Regions from separate parts of the Homo sapiens genome. Here region 1 is linked to region 2. Evidence: chromatin loops called from intact Hi-C (ENCODE). Cell type or tissue: chondrocyte. All regions are shown on one strand.

Region 1 (8,000 bases), 50 kb before region 2:
CAGAAGAAGAGAACAAATAATGGACTAAAAGGGAAAAGGACATGTACTTCATTATTGCCTCTTGGCATTTAATAGCTGGCTCTGGTTTCATTCACAGAACCAATGATCTCCACACCATCAGGCATAAAAGCAGACAACATAAAGATACAGCAGATTTCCTTGCCTCTGCCTCTGCATATTTTTGTCATTGTCTACCTAAAACTTCTCATTTTGTATAGTTTTGGTAAATAACCTTTACTGTACATACTCTTTATAATGTGACAGGAATTGTAAGTACGTTACATGTGTAAATTAATTATCACCACAAGCTTATGGGGTAGGTACCCCTATTATGCTCATTTTACCAAAGAGGTAATGGAGGCTGAAGGGGTTTGTCTGCAGCATGAGCTTATTATAAGTGGCAAGGCCGGAACTGAAACTCAGACTATACGTCCCCTCCAGATACATGCTCTCAATCCCTAGGATGTTCCCTGATGAACAGAGAGCGTCACAGTCTTCTATAATTCTCAGTGTACAATTTGGTGAGACAGGATGGCTTCTTATTACCTCAATTTCTTCTTATCCTAGCATGAACTCCTTTGAGGCTGTAGCCTGATGCCAGAGTCAAGAGAAACAACCCTTTTCACATTTTGTAAGTAGCACAATGATACACTTTTGTAAATTCTTTACATGTTAGCAAACAATGTTTTTGCTTTTTTTTCACATGTTATTCCTTGAAATATACTTGGAAAATTTGTGTGAGGGTGAAAGAGAACACAATGTAATTTCTTTGGAATTTTTTATGTAGGCAATAAAGTCATCTGTAAGTAGTGACAATTTTATTTCTTCCTTTCTGATCTAAATACCTTTTATTTCCTCTTTTTGCTTCATTGCAATGGCTAAAAGTTCCAGCACTATGTTGAATATGAGTAGTGGGAGCAAAAATCCTTGCCTTGCTCCTGATCCCGGGGGAAAAAATTTAGTCTTTCACCTTTGCGTACAATGTTAGTTGTAGATCTTTTGCAGATGCTCTTTTATCAAGTTGAGGACATTCCATCTATATTCCTAGCTTGATGAGAGTTTTTAATCATGAATGGGTGTTGGATTTGATAAAATTCTTTATCTTTGTCGGTTGATATGATAATATTTTTTTTGGACTATTTATATGCTGGATGGATTACATTGGTTGGTTTTTAAATGTTGAAACAGCCTTGCATTCATGGAACATAACCAAACTTAATCAGGGTATATAATTCTTTTTATATATTGCTTAATTCTATTTGCTACAATTTTTGAAGTATTTTTGTGCTTATATTTATGGGGGTTGTTGATCTGTAGGTTTTATTTTTTTTTGGTACTGTCTTTGTACTGGCTTTGGTACCAGGGTACTACTAGCTTTATAAAATGAAAGTGTTCCCTCCTTTTCTATTTTCTAGAATTGGTATTAATTCTTCTTTAAAGGTTGTTCAACATAATTTACTTATGAAACTCATTTGGACAAATTAGTGTGATTTAGCCCAGTTTTATTTTTAATGATTTTTGCTTAAGTTTCTGTCACTGAGAACCCGTCTTCCATTTTTTCCTATTCTTAAAATGGGTGTTTCATTGAAGTTTTACATCCTCTCCAAAACTTAAGGTGTTTTAGTTAGTGGGGCTGTCAGTCTAGCACTTTCCTCTCAGAACTCTTGGGGAACTTGTATACACAATGGCATGCCCTGTGATAGGATCCACAGGGGCAGACAAAGCTGGTAGTCTCTCTGGAATGTTATAGGAGCTCATGTATTCACTTAGCTCCATATCCTGTGGCTGCTTGAATTCCCTCTCCCAAGCTAGCTCACACTGAGAAACAGGCACTGCAGAAAAGGCAATCAATCTGAAACTTGGAAATAGGAGGCAGAGAGGGGGCAGGAAAGAAGGAGTGGTGCAGGGAACCAAACTGGGAATGTTAAATCTTCCTCCTGCCCTTACCAAGCTGTATTCAGAATGTAAAACATAGTGTTTGGTTTGGCATTGGTATTATAGTTGGAAAAAACTTCAAGAGAAACTCAATTTATACTGGCAATCTTTCTCTATTGCTTTTTTAAAAGTCTCCCTTTAAAAAAACATTTTTTTCCTCTGTTACTGTTTCCGATTACAAAAGTAATCTGTGTGGTAAAAATTCAACAATGCAGAAGTATATAATATAAAAAGTGACTTTCCCCTCTTTTTCTGCCCTTTCTCTTATTTTTTTAAGTCCTTCTCAGGTTCCAACTTGGTGCTGAACTTGCCCACATTTTCTTTTTCTTACTCTTCTTCCTCGTCTCTTTCTGTAAGAGTTCTAAACGATTTTTAAGGGAAGCCAAGCCTTCCTTTAAAAAACCAAGGCTACTTGTGTTTGCATAAAGCACTGGCTACTAAGCACTTACTACATGCCCTGCCTTGTAGCACCTACCCTCTTCCCATGCAAATGGCTCTGCCCAGCTCTACAGATATCTACTTAACAGCATCTGGCTTAGCCAAACCATTTCACACTAACCTAGCCACATAAAACTATTTCTGGCTAAATCTCTAACATCTTGGTTAAAGAATATGTTTTTAGCACTTTTGAGTTATAATTTGGGGTGGAATATTATTGTGTGGGAGACTGCTATTAAAATGGTTTTGGCAGTGAACTCTGAGGGGGAAAGCTTTTCTAACTTTGCTCCCTGTCTTATTGGCTGGCATTTAAAGCTGGATAGTTTTGATTGGCCAATCATCTGCTTAAGACATTCCTTTGTTTCTTTACTTCCCAGTTAAAGGAGTTGGATATTTCTGTTATATAAACATGCCTCGGGCTTTGGAGTTAGTTATATCCCTTCTGATAGTCAAGTACATAGGTAGCAAGGGTGAAGTGGTTCAGCGTGTGGATTCTGGAGCCATACTTCTCGCCTGAGTGTCTGTTTGCCTGCCCATCTGTCTGCCTCCTTATTTTTCAAATCCCACAACTACCATTTACTGCCTATGCAATGTTAGATAAGTTAGCTAACCTCAAAGTGTATCAGCTTTTTCATCAGTGATGGTGAGATTATGGCAGAATGTACCTCAGGGGGTTGGTGTGAGGATTACATATGTTAATGTGTGGAAAACACTTAGAACAGACCCTGCCATACAGTTAGTCCCATATAAATATTAGCTATTATAGTGACTACATAGAAAATATCCAGTAACTTATATACGGCCAAGCGACCAGAGTCTCTACATTGTCAGGGTTATACAGAAGATAAAATGTAAGATAGCTATTCCCTAAAAAAGAAAGGATCAGAGACCCTAATTCCTACACACCAAGGATAAAGGGTAAAGGTTGTAGCAATAACTAAATTATTTAGTGTTTCCTGATAATATTCTGTTCACTCTTCCCATTCTCACCTCACTCGATCATTTGTGTGGCTATAGTGGGGACAGAATTCTTGGCAGTGGAACTGACAAGGATAGGTTTAATAGGGTATTTATGATAACCCCTTTCTGAGGCAGCCGGGATTGGGAGTTGACCTCACTCCTGTAGCAGGGAAGGATGTTATGCTAACAGTAAAAAGAATTTACTTGCCAACAGTCTCTCTCTTAATTTATATTACCCAAAGGCCCTAGATGCCACAGTTACTCTATAAGGAAAAATACTTCAACTTATCTCTTTATATCTAAACACCTTTCCCCAATATATTCTCTCATTAAACTAACAAGCCGGCCTATTCTCCCAGACTATCAGGTACTTCCTATCTTGCTTTAATCTTGACTCAGTCTGGACTTGTGGATAATGTCCCTCTCAATAGCCCCTTCAATTTCCTGGACTTGTCATTTTAATTCACATCCATTTGTCACTCTGCAGCCCTGGATCAATTTTCTCTGCTGCTTCAAGGAGCTCCCAGCCCCTGCTGCTGCTGTGCCTGCTCTTGCGGCCACTGGAGAAATCCTGGTGACAGGGTGCTCAGAGGCTTTATTTCCACATTAATGAGCGCCAGGCTCAACTAGGCTCTCCATCCTACTCTGCAACCTCTTTACTTGTCCTAGTAATCTCCTTGCACTGTGGTGTATGTAAGAACAGGGCTCTTGAGGTTTCACAAATGAAAAACCCTTTCCTTTTATGATGTCACAGTGATTATTTGCCAGGCCTGATCCAAGGGCTGTGCTACTGAATTAGATGCCCCCTCACTGATGTTAATGACACATACATAATTTTGCATCCTTTCTTCTACCTTAGCTGTATGTGAAATAGTATTTTTGAGATATTAACTTGTTGTTCTTGTTGCTTTTCTCGGTATATCACTCTTCTGCCTTCCTGTTATTCAAACAGATATCTGTGCTTCAGTGAAGGTTTGTAGCAAGGTTTCCTGGTCTTTGTGTTTTTATAAAAACCTGAGCCCATTATTCTAGAAGCCTCTGAAGCAAACAAGAATAACAAAGAGAACGATTTCCCCCTGATTAGAGAAAAACTCTCCCCAACCTCAGTGGTGAGAGGAGAGAAGGAGAGGAAATGATGACAGCCAAGAGTCCAGAGAGGAAGTGAATGCAGGTTGTGTCAAGGTGGATTAGGTCCTGTGCCTAAACCTACAGAGGAAATAGTTGAGAGAGGTTTTGGAGTTGAAGGGGCCACCAGACAGGAATGAGGGACTTTCAGCAGCCATCTCCAAGGGCCAATGACCTACACCTGTGTGACTTATTACTCTAGGACTACATGTCCACCACCACCCAATATCTTTGCTCCCCTCCCCTTTTTGCACTGGACTTTAAACACAAACCTGCTGAAAGGAAAAACCCAAACTTTATGGGAACTAGATTTTTGCTGCCCCAGGGGAGTGATAGGCTCAAAATAGAAATTAGGTTGAATTAGTTCAAAAGTTACATTTCTTGCTCATTAAAGTAGATTCCTAAAAGAAAGAAATGATACTTTTGCACACCTGAGTATGAGAAAAGCTTGTACACACAAGTTTGTGAACATTGCATTTTGGTAGAACCTTCTCTCTCTTAAGTAACATTTTAAAATCAACAGCAATAGTCACACAAAGCGGTGCCTTTCAGATTGGCTTCCAAGAAAATTTCTAATGGACCTTCGTAGAGCTTGAGGGGAAAGCAGGTTGGTAGGAGTCTGGACATCAACCAGCACAGCTTTCTCCAAAGTACTTTCCCTTTTATCTGTTTAATGTGAGTATTATTGTAACATTCTCTTTAAATGGAAGATTCAGATAAAAAATTTTTATAGTTGTTCTGTGAGATAGATCTATATAGGCAGGATACTAATTTGTTTTGGTTGTTGTTTTATTTTGCTTGTACAACTTCGGAACCAGTTCTGAAAGCAATTCCCGGTGTTTTTAAAGCAATGACAACAGAAGTGCATGGCTTCTTTTAGAGGGAATTATTTTGAAGGTCAGCACTTGGTTGCATTTTAAGTTCTCATGTTGCTAAAGAAGAAAGTCAGTCTCTTGGCTCCAGGGTCACATGTCACATTTTCACTGTCAATATAGTTCTGATAAAACAGGATTAATAAATCTGTTCCTTAAAATGCAAGGGCAAAACTGTGAATAAGTAACATTTCAGTTGGGCTAACTAGAATATTCTTTGCTGGTTGAGTCTATTATTTCCATTGCAATAATCATTTCCATTTCAAAATTAAATGACACTCCAACCTCTAACAGGACAGGAAATGGCTTTCTCGTTCCAGGGTTCAAGGAAGAGTGCTTGAGAATGAATAATAGTTTTCTTCATCATCCTTCACTTCTCTAATACAATGCTAGCATACTGGGTATTTCTTCCTTCCTTCTTGAGACTTTTCAGAACTTTACCAAGGGGAACTCTCTGGGCTCTGGGCTGTTGAAGGAGCCCCCTAGACAGAAGAATAACTGCTGGAAAAGAAGCAGTTTCTACCCAGATTGTGGATCTGTACCCTTCCTTCTCATGTACCCAATAGTCTGAGAGCATCTAGTTTTGGTTTGCTATTAAGGGGTGGATTCAGCACATACAGCAGGTAGCTGCTGCATCTTGGATGATTCCAAAGACTTCGTTTACTTTATGAAATCCTTGGTCCTTGGTACTGACTCTTGTGGTAAAGAGGAGAGTTAGGAAGCTTCTAGGAAGGAGGTAGGGGATTCCATTCAGAATGCTCTGCTGACCATTAGTGGCCAGAACAAATTGGAAATGATCATACGACACTAGAGGTAATCTAGGAGGGCAGTTTGTGTCCCTTAGTGCAAAATTCATGTGTTTTAATGAAGAGTAGTGTCATCTCTGGTCTCTGTTGCTCTCTCTCTTTTCTTGACAAGTTAGGGTCTCTAGACATCTATTTGTTGTGTAGGACTTTATTTTCTAAATGGTTTGGAAATTTAATTGATTTCCAGATTAAATGGATAACACTTCTTTTAGTCTTCTCTGGATGAAACTTGAAAGGTTAATGAAAAGTATGTGGAAATTATTTGAGCTCAGTGATTTCAGTGACTCAGTTAGGTATGAAATTCTGAAAGGACTAAATATTTTATATATATATACATAAATATTATATATATGTATATATACATAAATATTATATATATGTATATATACATAAATATTATACATACATATGTATATATACACGGAGAGAGAGAGAGAGAGAGAGGAGAGAGAGAGAGAGGTCTCACTCTGTTGCCCAGGCTGGAGTGTAGTGGCGCCATCATGGCTCACTGCAGCCGCGACCTCCCGGGCTGAAGCCGTCTTCCCACCTCAGCCTCCCAGGTAGCTGGGCCTACAGGAATGCCACCATCATGCTTGGCTAATTTTTTTATTGTTTGTAGAGACAGGGTTTTGCCATGTTGCCCAGGCTGGTCTTGAACTCCTGGGCTCAGGCAATCTGCCCGCTTAGCCTCCCAAAGTGTTGGGATTACAGGAGTGAGCCACCATGCCCAGCTGGACTAAATATTTAACACACTTAGACTGAATATCAAAAACCTATTGCAGTCTCTACATTTCTATCTTGGATAGGAGTAACAAAGAAGTTACAAGTAAATAAAAGATCAATTAGAAGTTCACCAATGAAATGCTGCTACTAATAAGTATAAAATATTTCTTTTACAAACACGCATCCTTATTTCAGAAATTTACAGTTGTACTATATAGAGTATTTCATAATTTTTCCCTTTCAATATAAAATAAATTATTTTAAAAGTTAATCAGCATTATAAAAATAAGCTGTGGTTCAGAACATATCTTTAATCTTTGAAAAAATATGTTATGACTCCAGTCAAGAATATAGAGTGGTGTTCACTTTGGCAGCACACATACTAAAATTGTAATGATGCAGAGAATATTAGCAGGACCCTGTGCAGGAATGACATACAAATTTGTGAAGCATTCCATATTATATTTTTTAAAAAAGAATATAGAGTGTATCATTCATTCACATTTCTATCATTCTTCAAAGAGCCACAAAGTTAGGAGGACAAGTGACTTAAACATTTTAGTATTAAATATCCCTTCCATGAAGAAATCCTTCCTCTGTGTAACCAAAACCACTCAAAAAATTACCTCAACTTCTTTAAATTATGTTAGTATGTTTTACTTACTTCCATTCTTTCATTGCCTCAGTAGATAAAGACAGGAATAAAGGAAGGAACTTTTTTTTTTAAATAAACACAATGATGTCATAAAAGGCCTTACCATTGTCCCTGTTCTAAAAGAAAACAGACGTAAACTTCTAACCTCATAAAACAAATCATGCATGAACACTAAAGGTCATTCTTTCCATCACTGCTTATTTCTCATTATTCAAAATGGTAATTTTTTCAGTTACTCAATCACTGGAATTGCCCAAGAAAAAGGACATTGACCTATCAAAATATGCATAGGATCATACAATCTTCCTTCTCTGTCACTCATATATGGTACCAGATTTAGCAAATAAAGATACAGAACACCAGTTAAATTTGAATTTCAAGTAAAAAACAAATAATTTTTTAGTGTACGTCTCATGCAATATTTGGAACTCTGTAGTTTATCTGGCAATCCTATCAGCTAACAGATTTTCTTCCTTCTTTTATTGA
Region 2 (8,000 bases):
ACTAGGTAATCAGAAAAAGCCTGGTACAGAGACAGTAGGTCCAACTTTGTTGCAAAGGACTGTGTATTACTGATGATTAATTCCAATACCCATGGAATACCATGCACTGGTATAAACAGATGATCAAGCAACATATGGGATATCTCAGCAGATTCCTTCTTGGACAAGAGATTTGGATACCAGAATGCTTCCCCTAACAACATTCTCATACTATATAAGACACTGCACTCCAGACCTTATGTCCAACTCCAGAAAATGAGGGCAAAATATCTAAGAGAACTATGTATCCAACTGTCCCATCACAGGCAATGTATCAGGCTGAAAATTAATCAGTGGATACTCAAGAATAAAATAAGATCTACATAAGCAGAAAATGTAAGCTGATAACATTCTCTCATGATAAAGCAAACCCTCTTCTTTTAACTTTAACTTTGAAGTAAAAAGGCAAACAAGTAAAATCTACACAATATGTATGTAAGTAGTGGCCAGTGTGTTTAAATGTAGAAGGTAGGATTCCTTAAAAGCAAAAATTATAGTATTATGATTAGGTAAATCTTGGAATTAATTTAGGAAGGAAGCAAAATAAAATTTTATCATTATTATCTCTTATTTCATTCTTTATATGACATTCAAAATTTGAGGTTTTATTCTAACACTAACATAATATTAGCCACCTTTATAGGTTAAAAAAGTCAAGAATACTCCCAACTAGAAAATGAATCCTGGGGTTATTTATGTTTGTATTTTGCAGTAGCAGTAGAAATAGGTGGCTGGTCTGGAATATTACTTCTGAATGCTGTTTACTATGCTAGTTATTTGTAATAGTGGTGCCAAGAGTTAATAAATAAAAGCTCTTTTTTTCCCTGTTACCTTTTAGGGTCCTGAGCCCTTTCCACTTGTGAAGAGATAATGATTCCAGCTTCCAAGAGATGTTGTAGTGATTTAGAGGTACCCATAAAACCTCAGCATCAAATCCAATAAAAAATGCTGAGCGCTAACCAGTGGTAAGGGTCCATGTATAACATGAATCAACGAGTGAGAGGTGCTGAATTAAGGAATAACATCTCATAGTTCAATCAACACTTAGGATTTGAATATTGATTGCTTTGATATACAAGTACATGTGCTTTCAAGTCCTTCCTTTACTCACGGTTCAATTTTTGTACGGACTATACCATCTACTAGATCAGGGATTTGTAATATGGCCTCTGAGCCAAATCCAATCTATCCTCTGATTTTGTACATAAAGCTTTATTGGAATATACCCACACCCACTCATTTATATTTGGTCTCTGGCTGTTCTTGGACTACAACAACAGAGTTGAATAGTTGAGACAAAGACTACATGACCCCAAAAGACCAAAATATTTACTGTCTGTTTCTTGACTGAAAAAAGTTTGACAACTCCTGGGCTAGATGGTCAAAATGGATATGGAACAACCAGTGTAATTCTTTCAGAAGGCCCACTCCCTGGCCAGCCTGCCAAATTATTAAATTCTTTGTTAGGTCTTCTGTTCTTTTTGTCCACTCTATATTTTTCTGGAACTGTTTACACAAAGCTGAGAACTGGGTGGGGTTTTCATTCGCAATGAGCTACAGTTTTCTTAGGGACAATAGTTTAATAGATTTATACAATCCTCCTTTTTTTTTTTTTGAGATGGAGGCTCACTCTGTTGTCCAGGCTGGAGTGCAGTGGTGCGATCTCAGCTCACTGCAACCTCCACTTCCCAGGTTCAAGCAATCCGCCTGTCCCAGCCTCCCGAGTAGCTGGGATTACAGGCACACACCAGCACACCTGGCTAGTTTTTGTATTTTTAGTAGAGGTAGGGTTTCATCATCTTGGCCAGGCTGGTCTCGAACGCCTGACCTCAGGTGATCCACTGGTCCTCAGCTTCCCCAAGAGCTGGGATTACAGGCGTGAGCCACCATGCCCAGCCTCTTTCTAAATAATATTTTATTTTATTATTTTATTTGTATTTATTTATTTATTGAGACAGAGTCTCACTCTGTCGCCAGGTTGGGGTGCAGTGGTGCGATCTCGGCTCACTGCAACCTCTGCCTCCCGGGTTCCAGCGATTCTCCTCCCTCAGCCTCCTGAGTAGCTGGCATTACAGGCGCCTGCCACCATGCCAGGCTAATTTTTGTATTTTTAGTAGAGATGGGGTTTCACCAAGTTGGCCAGGATGGTCTTGATCTCTTGACCTCATGATCTGCCTGCCTCGGCCCCGCAAAGTGCTGGGATTACAGGCGTGAGCCACCGTGCCTGGCCTCTGAAGAATATTTTAAAAGCAAGCAAACAAAAACACACAGTAGCAAATCTGGGAAAGAGGCCACTGAATCTGAACATTTTGTCATTTTGTCAAGCAGCACCTAATTCACAGATATGGATGACTGAGCCCTGAGAACTACTCAACAGAATCCATACGTCCAGGAGACAGGAAAGCTTTACTAGATGAGGGTTAGGAGAAGAGGTGGGATCTTTGTGGCAGAAACGAAATCGATGATGGGGTAAGTGACTCTGTAGGGATCCAGGAAAGATGGTGGTTCAGATTGTACTAATACATTTGGAGAAAGATAAGTTTGTGAAGGCTCTCAAGATTAAAAACCATGCAAGGCTTGGCTGGACCATGGGCTCTTTGGCCCACCTCATGAAAGGGCCTCTCAGAAGGGAAGACATCAGCTGTGGGTTATGTTTTAAAATTCTAGGAAACAAGCTACACAGAGGGTCTATGTTTATATTATGAGTCACAGCAGGGACAGGTGATGGGTCTAGGCCTTAACGTCTGCATACAATGTCTCTGACTGCCAAGATTGCTCTGAGGAGTTGTTTGTAAGAGTGAGTTTGAAAAGGAAATAAGGGAATGAAAAGGCCTCTTTCTTTCAGTGACCATTTTATACTTTGGACTCTTTTCTTCCATTTGGTAAGGACAAATGATAGCAGTATACAAGGGATGTTGTAGCAACTTAAACTGTTCAGCAAAATTTCAGCAGGACCTTCGATGAAAAGTACTGAACACTAGATACTACTAGGAATAGGAATAATATGAGAATGAATAAAGAGATAAATGAATGAATCACAGGGAATACCCTGGATAATGGATAATGAAAAAGTAATAAAGAAACACCCCATTCTTTTTAAACGGAGAGTCAGAATTCAAAAATATTGGCTGCTTGGAAACTCCACTATCTTAGCTTTAAAGCTCTCCCTTTTGTTCCTGAAATTTTATCTCTAGAATTTTATGTGCCATCTGCCAAATGTCCTTAGCTTGTCGCTATAACAGCCATTAACATTCCATGGGTCCGCTACTCAGTCAGTAAAGATTGACATCATGGCCATATTATATAGAACTGCCAAGGAAGCCAGGCCAAGCATGATTTTCCACATCCACTTCAATTGTTGTCTTAATTTCTTTGACAAAGACCTGAATTAAAGAACAAGAGAGAAACCTGTAGAGCATGGCAACAACAAAGAAATAGACACGGAACTGCTTTAGGCAGAAACACACACACACAAACATTCCCAAGTGCACACATACAGACAAATAAGCAGCAGGACTTGTTCTGGACAGCTGAAGCAATATGCACCCCCGCAATAATGAGGCTTTCATCTCATAGCTCATTATTAATGCAGGGGAGCTTGATGAAGAACAAGGATGTGTTCTACAATTCTATGAGAAAATTCAGTCTGCAATTTGAGCTAGAGGACAGCAACAAAGATAAGCACCCAATGGAGCATCTGACCCATACTTAGTTATATTTCTATTAAAATGTCCTTTTTCAATTTGAACTAATTATGAGCGTGTAACTGATAGTGAAGAACACCAAGCATCAAATATTTTTTACAACTCATTTGGCTTCTGGTTGTGCTATATTGTTGCCTGTGATAGAGTTGGGTTTTTGAGTGGTGGGATCACCCTGGACCAAGGAAGTTATTTCTGCATTGTGTTCAGCCCCAGCAGCCCTGTTTCAGTTCTCAAGCAGGCCAAGCATCCTCTTGAATTCTATGTCTTTGCTCAGATTGTTCCCTCTGACCATGCTTTGTCATACACCCACAAGCACTCACTCAATGTTTCTTGGTTTCTTGGTGGTGGTGATAACAGACATGCCATGCTTCTAGGACTGGACACTCCAGGAACTTGACTAGGTACATGGCAAAGCCCTGGAAAAGAAAGAGCACAGATTGGGGAAATAACAAGGATGGATGTGAATTCTGGGCTTTTCAACTTACATCCTGTGAGAGTCAACTAATAAAGTATAAGAATTCTCCCTCCTCCTCCCCCTCCCCCTCCCCTCCCCTCCCCTCCCCTCCCTCTCCCCTCCCCTCCCCTCCCCCTCCCCCTCCCCCTCCCCCTCCCCCTCCCTCTCCCTCTCTCTTCTTCGGTCTCCCTCTGTTGCCGAGGCTGGACTGTACTGCCGTGATCTCAGCTCGCTGCAACCTCCCTGCCTTGGGCTCCTGTGATTCTCCTGCCTCGGCCTGCCGAGTGCCTGGGATTGCAGGCACGCGCTGCCACACCTGACTGGTTTTTCTATTTTTGGTGGAGACGGGGTTTTGCCGTGTTGACTGGGCTGGTCTCCAGCTCCTGACCTCGAGTGATCTGCCCGCCTCGGCCTCCCAAGGTGCTGGGATTGCAGACGGAGTCTCGCTCACTCAATGCTCAATGTTGCCCAGGCTGGAGTGCAGTGGCATGATCTCGGCTCGCTACAACCTCCACCTCCCAGCCACCTGCCTTGGCCTCCCAAAGTGCTAAGATTACAGCCTCTGCCCGGCCGCCACCCCATCTAGGAAGTGAGGAGCGTCTCTGCCTGGCCGCCCATTGTCTAGGATGTGAGGAGCCCCTCTGCCCGGCCGCCCCGTCTAGGAAGTGAGGAGCACCTCTGCCTGGCCGCCCCGTCTGGGAAGTGATGAGCGCCTCTGCCCGGCCGCCCCATCTGGGAAGTGAGGCGTGCCTGTGCCCGGCCGCCCCGTCTGGGAGGTGAGGAGCACCTCTGCCTGGCCGCCACCCCATCTGGGAGGTGAGGAGCGTCTTTGCCTGGCTGCCACCCCGTCTGGGAAGTGAGGAGCGCCTCTGCCCGGCCGCCCCATCTGGGAGGTGAGGAGTGCCTCTGCCCAGCCGCCCCGTCTGGGAGGTGAGGAGCGCCTCTGACTGGCTGCTGTGCAATCTTCCAAGTGTGAAGTGACAGCCTTTCTGCAGATGTACCCAACACCTCTGAAGAGACAGCGACCATGGAGAACGGGCCATGATGACAATGGCGGTTTTGTCGAAAAGAAAAGGGGGAAATGTGGGGAAAAGAAAGAGAGATCAGATTGTTACTGTGTCTGTGTAGAAAGAAGTAGACATAGGAGACTCCATTTTGTTCTGTACTAAGAAAAATTCTTCTGCTTTGGGATGCTGTTAATCTATAACCTTACCCCCAATCCCGTGCTCTCTGAAACATGTGCTGTGTCAGCTCAGGGTTAAATGGATTAAGGGCGGTGCAAGATGTGCTTTGTTAAATAGATGTTTGAAGGTAGCATGGTCGTTAAGAGTCATCACCACTCCCTAATCTCAAGTACCCAGGGACACAAACACTGCGGAAGTCCGCAGAGAATTTTTTATTTAAAAAAAAAAAAGATTTTTCACCTGAAAAATTGAAATAAAAATGTTGCCTCATAGGCTTACTTTAAGTATTAAAGGAGAAAGCATGTAGAAAGCTCATAGAACACTGGCAGGCACAGTTCACATGAGTTTCCGTAGTTCTGTAGAGGGAAGGATCCCTGTCTATCTTGGTGTCATTTGTGTTTCACAAGTGCTTTTTGATATTTCATAAATAATTGACACTTGTGTGCCTAATATGTAGTGTTCTGTTATTCCTGCAAATTAATTTATGTTAAAATAATTCATTGGCTTTAACAGATCTCCCCAGCCAAGAACCCAGAATGTTTGCTCTATGGGGAGTCTCATGGGTCTTTACAACATTCCAGGAATGGTGGGCAGGCTCCCTAATTTAATCCCAGTGATCAATTGGCAAACAAAAGGGAAATGACTTGTTCAAGGTCCTGTCATCAGTGATGTCTACATTCTTGGGACCCAGAAAGTAACCCTGACTTTCGCTCCAGCATCGTGGAGTGATTTGCTTTGTAGCTTTGTGCTTCCATAGTCTTTCTGGGGCTAACAGGGTAGCATAGACACCCACATTATGTGTTTGCCTGATGCTTACCTTGAGATTCAAAAGGAGGAGAAGGGAAAAAAGTCAGTAGAATAAAGATGAAGTCTGTCTTCCTCTTTGAACTCAACATGCAAATCGTTCTATTAGATTGAAACATATCAAATTCTTGTTTTTGTAAGTAAAAAATGATTAAATGTCAGCAATTTCATTTGGTTTGGCTAAATATAATAAAGAATGCACTGTATTTCTGACATAATGTAAATGCATATTGTTTTTTCTTCTCTGTAGCAGTTCCAAATGCTTTTTATCACATAATTTCACAGTTTCATTATGGTAATACCACCTCTGCTACAGAAGGGAGGGGACAGGATGGGAATAAAATTTTTGCTGAGTGCCTAGTACAGGCCAGAAACTCTGTTAGGCATGTAACCAACGTTTTTACTTTAAATGCTTAAAAATCCTGCAAGTATATATCAGGGTCTCTTTTATTACTCATATTTTCACTAGGTATGCTCTGTGAGGTCTCTTTTATTACTCATATTTTCACTAAGTGTGCTCTGTGAGGCTCAGTGGAGTTAATTACATTTTCCAAGATTACAGTTAATAAGAGGCAGAGCAGGAGTTCTAACATAGTTGTGTCTGACTTAAAAGCCCAAGCTCTTGCCAATTGCCACATGGCTCCCCTTTTACATGGTAAGCTGCGAGGATTCAAGGCCAGGGTGGTCTAAACTTGTTGAGTATAGTCTGAATGAGATCATAGACATTCATTTGGTTAGTTATATTTATCTTCCTCAAATAAGCATGTGTAAGTAGGCAGTTTTCTATGTGAATCTGGAATTTAAGAGAAATATGTTGTGGGATGAAGCTATGGAATTGGATTTCCAGTGTCTGATACCTAATAAAGCATGATAAATATTTCTTGAAGTAATGAATTATTAGATGAATTAGTTTTTGAGAGTCACCAGCAAGTAAAATTGAGATTATACCCTCCAAATCATTTTCTATGTATATACATTTTTCAAAGTGTTTGAAATCATACAGTACAAACTGTTTTATAATCTTTTAAAAGTAACTTTTATTGGTTTTGTAGTGGGTATAAATTTTCAGGATATAAAATTCAGTGGGTAAACAAATGTATCTTTTCGTTATTATATAACTGATCTTAGTATACATTATGGGCCCCATTCTTCCTCTTGAGGAAAACCTAATCTTGCTAATCAAGGGTAAATTAAGTCACCTTAGGGTTTGCTCAACAAATCCAACATGAGCTAAATCAATTTATGCCTGAATCTAAGCCTCAGGAGTGAGGGACTTATATTGTATCATATAATCCTAGGTGGGAGGAGTAAATAAGAATGATTTGTCTTATAGCCGTTAGGCCAGGGAGAACAAGTAACTACCCTTAAATGAGAGAAGTGAAAAATCTACCCAGTAACTAGCCTTATTCACCTGACAAAAGAAGATCCTGGGGAAGATAGCACCTATTTGCTGATTTGAGTATGGACATTACTCTTCTAGACAAATTTTGGAAAATAATTAGTCTTACTTTCTTGGAGGGGGTGATACCTAAGATGAGAAGTACATTTTCTTTGTGAGGGAACGAGGCTTTTCTAGGGGTAGGAAATGTGACTAGATGAAATATTACTTGATACATTCCCTGCCCCCTCACATATGGGTTTTATCCTCTTTTTGTCTTAATACCTGGGACACCATAGCTTCACAAGAATTCTATGTGTCATCATAATATGGGTAGAGTAGAACAGAGATGGCTTCATTTCATATGATGGCCGGAGAAAGCCTGAGGTAACCCCACTCAACTTTCCAAATTACTCCGAGTTGTGAGAAAACAGTCC

Evidence for each region. Hi-C counts contacts between places; a loop is a spot of excess contacts. Peaks named below come from ENCODE experiments on the same cell type or tissue, not always from the same donor. Only the 100,000 strongest peaks of a DNase experiment are listed, where the experiment ranks them.
Region 1: it touches region 2 in a loop (2.2-fold over the local background); 2 of 110 quality-filtered maps call a loop at or near these places.

Annotation. Positions count from the first base shown.
Region 1 is chrX:101,684,363-101,692,362 of GRCh38, forward strand. It overlaps the pseudogene LOC100420247 and the pseudogene RNU6-587P. Among named protein-coding and RNA genes, the nearest start is that of ARMCX2, 29 kb to the left of the region's middle. In chondrocyte, no CTCF peak of the experiment used is centred here; no DNase peak of the experiment used is centred here.
Region 2 is chrX:101,734,099-101,742,098 of GRCh38, forward strand. No RefSeq gene overlaps it. Among named protein-coding and RNA genes, the nearest start is that of ARMCX2, 78 kb to the left of the region's middle. In chondrocyte, no CTCF peak of the experiment used is centred here; a DNase peak (open chromatin) is centred at 4,993.